2 separate regions of the Mus musculus genome follow, and region 2 is linked to region 1. Evidence: chromatin loops called from intact Hi-C (ENCODE). Cell type or tissue: heart. All regions are shown on one strand. Each heading gives the region's core, and the rest is flanking DNA. Links, peaks and the distances in the headings are about the cores only.

Region 1 (2,914 bases), core at 129-2,628:
CTAAATAAATCAATCATGTTTTCTAGTCCGCCTCTGTTAAAGCCCACATCCACTCCACGCCATCCCACCCACAAAAATAAGGAGAACAACACCTTAGCCAATTCTCAGCATGGGAGTAGGTGCCTTTGTAGCATCCTAGACGTTTACCTATGGTACCTACTTCAAACCATACTATCGATCATAACTACACTGGAGGGCGAGCCTCACCCTCAGCCTCTGTGTCTGTAAACCTAGGAACAGGGCAAGAGAATATGCACTTCTAGACCAATGAGGGAACATATAAGAGCAGTTTCAAAGTGTAGCAAGGGCCACTAAAGCAATGAAGGTTGCGAGGTATCATAAAATGGACTACATTGGAGAGGAAAGGACAGCCAGTCTATATCTCACAATGGAGCTGTGGTTTACCTCTGACCCCTGCAACAGCTATAGGCTTACAATAAGGAAAACTTATTTTTTTAAGAGTGCCAGCTACAGAGCCAAAAAAGAGGTGGTGCATGCCTCGATCCTAGCACTGGGGAGGACGTTCCACTGCAGAAAACTGATTTTCACTTTCCAACAGGTTTCAATTGCAAATCGCTTCCTGGTTAGTGGTGGAACGCTGTGTCCGTTTCCCCTTGTTAGTGCTGATTTTGTGTGCTTTGAATCTGTGCAGGTCTTGTGTATGCTGCCACAGTCTGTGTATCCATGTGTGTCTCGTTCCTGCTGTGCTGGAAGACTCAGCTTGCTTGGGGTCAGCCACCATTGCTAGCTATAACCATTGTCTCCCCTCTCTTCTGCATAGCTGTGAGGGTTATTTTTAAATGTCAGCAACAACCTAGAATCACCTAGGAAGAAAGCCCGAGTGAAGGATTGACTACATCAGGCTAGCCTGTGGCCATGTCTGTGGTGGACTGTCTTGACTGTTAATTGATTTAAGAGGACCCAGCCCATTGTGGGCAGTGCCATTCCCTTGGCCTGGAGATCCTGAACTATGTAAGACAGGAGAAAGCCAGATGAGAGCAAACAGGAATCTGTTCAAATGATGTCCCTGTCTTGACGTCTGTCCAATGTTGGAATAGAACCTGGGAAGTAAACCAAAGTAGTGGTGGCACGCCTTTAATCCCAGCACTTTGGAGGCAGAGGCAAATGGATCTCTGTGAGTTCAGGGCCAGCCTGGTCTACATAAGTAAGGTTTTGGGACAGCCAGAGCTACACAGTGAGAAAAAACTTAAAAATAAGCCAATTCATAAAGCAAAATAACCCATTCCTCTCTTACATCGTTTATCAGGATATCTTATCACAGCAACAGAAATTAATCGACACCCCTTCCTTCACCACCACCCCCAGCAACCTCCAAACACCTGTTCCCACCGGTATTTGCTCAACTTGAGTATAAGTTTCTGCCCACAATGGTGGCCAGCTTCCTTTCTACAGACAAGTCTGAGTAACCAGCCCGTTTGTCCTTGTCTGGGTAGCCTCTATTGATGTCCAGATTCATCTCAACAGCAAAAGCCCGCAAATAGTCTCTGTTTTTCGGTATTGTCCCTGCTGATGTGGTTCGCATTACTTCCACTAGGAGTCACTACTCACTTTGAAGTGCAACCAAGCTTCCCCTAGGGTTCCAGACCTGCCTAGGAAGGAAAAACAAGAGATGCTAAGTCTGTCTAGACTTCTCTTTGCACAAGAGCCTATCATTTTAGTATCTCCTCCATAACACGTTTACATGAAATATATGAGGCAGGGCACATATGGTGCTCAGGAGAAGGAAGTGGAAGCTTGTTTTCTTATTTTATGCATATGGGTATTTTGCTTGCATGCATATCTGTTTATTGCATGCATGGCTGTTGAAAGTAAAAAGGGGGCATTGGGACCCCTGAGACTGTAGTTACAGATGGTTGTGAGCCATCATGTGGGTAGTGTGAATAGAACCAGGGTCCTCTGAAAGAGCGCCAGTGCTCTTAACTGCTCTCCATCCCTAATTTCTATACTTCTGACATTCTGAGCAGGATTCTCTGCTTTGCAGAGGGGGTGGTGCAGGAGGGGTGTCCTATAACTGGAAGATATTTAGCTGCATCTCTGTCCTCTTCACGCACAATGTCAGACACAACCCTGAGCCTACAGGTCCCTTTGGTCTGCGTTAGCAAAGTACCATAACTCACAGCCTATAAACTGCAAACCCTTATTTCTTACAGTCCAAAATGGTCAGTGAGAAGCTAAAATCTGTCTTTTCCCACCTCCTCTTTTCTCACGAGGTCAAGGTAATTATCTGGCAAAGAAAAGTTTGAGGTCAGCCCCCGATCCTGCCCCAAGTCCTATGTGATACACATGGCCTGCAATTTGCCGCTAAGAAAGTTGGAGTGTAGTGTAAAAATCTTGGTCATGGGCTGTGAGTGAGCAGAGCACTTGTTTGGGTGTGTGTGGGTGTAACTTCCAGAATTTCCAGTGTCACTTAAATATATGTGTATACTTAAATATTATATATATATATATATATATATATATATATATATATATATATATATAAAATCTCCAGCCATCCCCATACACCCATATGCACAGTGGTGAAAAAAAATGTCAGAACTCTGAAGAGAGATGGAGAAAGCCATTGTCAACCTTGCCCTTCGGTGTTGCCTTCATATGCCTCCCCAAGGAGGTCTGGCTCGGTGACCCTTTCTCTCTGCTCATCACTGGAGCTGTAGTCATTCTTTGCATCAGAGTTTCTCCCACTCCAGTTTCACCTTCTGATTTTGTTCAAGCCCTCTGCTAGCCCTCCCCAGATTCTAGACTTGTGTTAACACTGCAGGGACAATCCCGTTTCCCTCTGTCTGGGAAGTATGGGTGCACCTATCTCCAAGATCCCTCCAGCTCAAATGCGCTACAGGCAGTAGTAGTTCCGCTGCCTGGGAGACCTGTGATTTACCTGTTCTGAAAGCCT
Region 2 (2,914 bases), core at 303-2,802, 150 kb after region 1:
TGATGTGTCTTGGACTCCAGTGATTTATGCTTAGACACAGTTTTGGAGAAATGATTGGCACTGCCCTCATCAGTGGATTCATATAACCTGATGGTGGAAACTCTAGGGGAATGGGCATAGTTAGCTGGGAGCCAGTACTTGGGAGCATGTCCTTGAAGGCTGTCTGCTTACTGACAGATTCTTGCAGTGTAGCCCAGGCTGGCCTCAAGCCTGTGACCCTTTTTGATAGGTTATTTCTCTGATGTTGGTGAAATGAGCCAATTCACACTAGATTCGAGTCTATTAAAGGCAGGTTTATTGGGAAGCTCTCTCAGGCAGGCTAGTTCACTGGCCTCAGGAGTCGCCACGGGGGTAAGGATGGGATAAGGAAGGGAGAGAGAAAAAAAGAAAGGGCATGCAGGCAGAGAGGAGACAGAGAAAATGTCTAGAAATATAGGGAGGAGCCTCTGGGGTGAAGGGCAGCCTAGCTCCTGGGCTGGAAAGTTCAAGGTTGGGGGCAGGGAATGCCAGATAGGGACTAAAAGGACGCTAGGGAAGTCCGGAGGTCAAGTCTGCTTTGATATGTAAAATATGCACCTCAGTTCCTGGTCAGGTATAAAACCAAACACTTTTTTCCTTTAGCTTCCCAAGAGCTGGTATTACAAACAGGCTACCACACATAATTCATTTACAACATTACTGTTATTACTTTGACAGGATCTATTTAGCTTGGGCTGGTCTCGAACTTGCAGCCATTGTGATACTCAAGTCTTCACATTGGTGGGATTCCAAGATGTCTGCCGCCAGGCCCACCTGGGCACTTCCATCAGCAGGGATTCTGACAGTTCCTGTGAGAGAAAGAAACAGATCCCAACACAATAGGTTGGGATCTCACTCTAGATAAAGAGCAGACACAGCCCCAGGCCTTCCCCCACCTTGTACGTGCGCCACCAGCCATAGGCAGAAGTTGGTCCTTGCATGTGGTCCTTTGATGGCTAGGATGGCTAGGACCAGGACCATCCTAGCACACCTGGCTAAGCGTGTGATCACGCCCCTTTAGGGCGGAGCCTAAGCCATCACCAATCAGCGTCGCCGGAGGAGGGCCGCGGGTGCCCTGCGGAGCCCGCAGTTCCTGAGACCTGAGCGCTCGGAGACGCGGTGACACGGCGCGGGACTGGCGCAGAGCTCTCGGGCTCCTCAGCCTCCCTCCCCTCCCCTCCCTTCGCTGTCTTCTCCTTCTCAGCCGGACCGGAACTATGTGATCCCGGAAGTTCCGGGGCCATTGCTGTGTGGGATAAACAGTAATGGCGGAGGCTGCGGCTCCCGGAACAACAGCCACAACATCAGGAGCAGGAGCGGCAGCGGCGGCGGTGGCAGCGGCCTCCCTCACCTCTATCCCCACAGTCGCTGCCCCGTCCCCGGGGGCGGGAGGAGGGGGCGGCGGCAGCGACGGCAGCGGCGGCGGCTGGACGAAACAGGTCACCTGCAGGTAGGACGTTGCGTGGCGCGGCGGAGGGCGGGGGCTGCGGGGCCGAGCAAGAGGCGGAGGCGGGCGTCGCGGGGTCCCCGCTGCGGCTGTCCGTACAGCATCGCTGCGTCAGCCTCCGCAGAGGTTGGCCGCGGCATCGCTGCGGGTTTCAGACTGCGGGCTCGGACTGCAGGGCGGTCCCGTCACCTCGCCTCGCTCAGCGGCGCCCCGGTGCGTGCGGAGAGGACCGGTGTCCCCGCCCTGGCCTCCATCGCTACAGGTTCGGGGATGCGGCGCGAGCTCGCCGATGCGAATCGGGCTCTAACGACCCTCGGTGCGCCCTGAGACCCTCCAAGGGTCCCGGCGAGCTCGGCCGGCCCCGGGGCTCCGAGCCGGGCTATCCGTTTGTAACGTCTTTTCTGCTCTCTGCGCCGCTCACCCCCGCCCCGCCGGGAGCAGCCGCTTTTGTATGCCTTTGTATGTAAGTCGGTGGTCGGCGGTTCCGAGCTTTGTCTCCGAACCGAGCGTTCGGAGCCGGCGTTAGGCTCTTCCACCCTTGGTTTTATGAACTGCCATTATTATTACTGTCCCTTTGAGAGGCGTTCTTCTTTGCGAGAAAGGAGATCCGACCAGAGAGGTTTGGTTCTTGTTTGGTAAGCGAGACGAAATTATTGGGAAAATGTATGATCAGGTGACAGTTATACAGTACGTATGTTAAAAAATAATTCCCCAGCTATAAACGTTGGAGGAAGGATTGTTTGTATTAACGATGGGAGGGGGCTTATTGAGACAGTCCTACTGTGTGGCCCCGGTTGACCTATATAGTCTGACTGCCCTAGAATTTTCGGCAATCCTCTTGTTTTTGCCTCTCTAGTGCGGGAGTGCAGGGGTGAGATGATACCACGCCCGAGTATATAGATTTTAACTACCAGGAAGGACTATATACGCTTTTCTATCGGCTAAGAAAATTAAAAGGAAATGCCACTTTAAACCCGGCAAGGACAGTTTATTAACCGCAAATGCTAAAGGCAATTCCTAATGAACAACTCGGTGTTGATATTAACTCCCAAACTGAAGAATCTTCCAGTCTTTCCTGTAACACATTTAATAACGTCAGATTAAAGCTTTCCCCTCAGTCTGTTCTTTTTTTTTTTTTTTTGAGGCAAGGTCCAGCTTTGCAGCCTGGTTGTCCTAACACTGTTGCATTGACCAGGCTGGCCTTGAACTTCCCTCCTCCAGCCTTTGCCCTCCTAGTACTAAGGATAGTGTTTCCACCCGGGCTGATATTGAAAATTTAAATCCTTGATTTTTTTTTTTCTTTCATCTACTATCTTTCTCTAGTCTAGTTCTAAATACCCATTACCAAATAACATTTCATAACTGATTTCATTATCATCCTGTCAGATGCTTGCAACTTTATACATTTCTGCTTCAACATTTCTTCTTTCCTTTTCCCTCCCTTACTCC

The links. A loop is a pair of places that touch in the nucleus more often than their neighbours do. Peaks named below come from ENCODE experiments on the same cell type or tissue, not always from the same donor. Only the 100,000 strongest peaks of a DNase experiment are listed, where the experiment ranks them.
Region 2: it touches region 1 in a loop (2.7-fold over the local background); 8 of 42 quality-filtered maps call a loop at or near these places.

Annotation. Positions count from the first base shown.
Region 1 is chr6:39,566,386-39,569,299 of GRCm38, reverse strand. No RefSeq gene overlaps it. Among named protein-coding and RNA genes, the nearest start is that of Adck2, 6.0 kb to the left of the region's middle. In heart, for the core only: a CTCF peak has its summit at 1,552; no DNase peak of the experiment used is centred there.
Region 2 is chr6:39,418,653-39,421,566 of GRCm38, reverse strand. It overlaps Mkrn1 (makorin, ring finger protein, 1), which reads left to right and starts at 1,198. Exons shown (of 8, transcript NM_018810.2): 1 at 1,198-1,468. The coding sequence starts at 1,284. Gm10244 (predicted gene 10244) reads right to left here and starts at 1,189. Exons shown (of 2, transcript NR_152168.1): 1 at 915-1,189; 2 at 273-827. In heart, for the core only: a CTCF peak has its summit at 1,589; a DNase peak (open chromatin) is centred at 1,216; H3K4me3 peaks cover 1,937 bases; H3K27ac peaks cover 1,064 bases; H3K27me3 peaks cover 179 bases.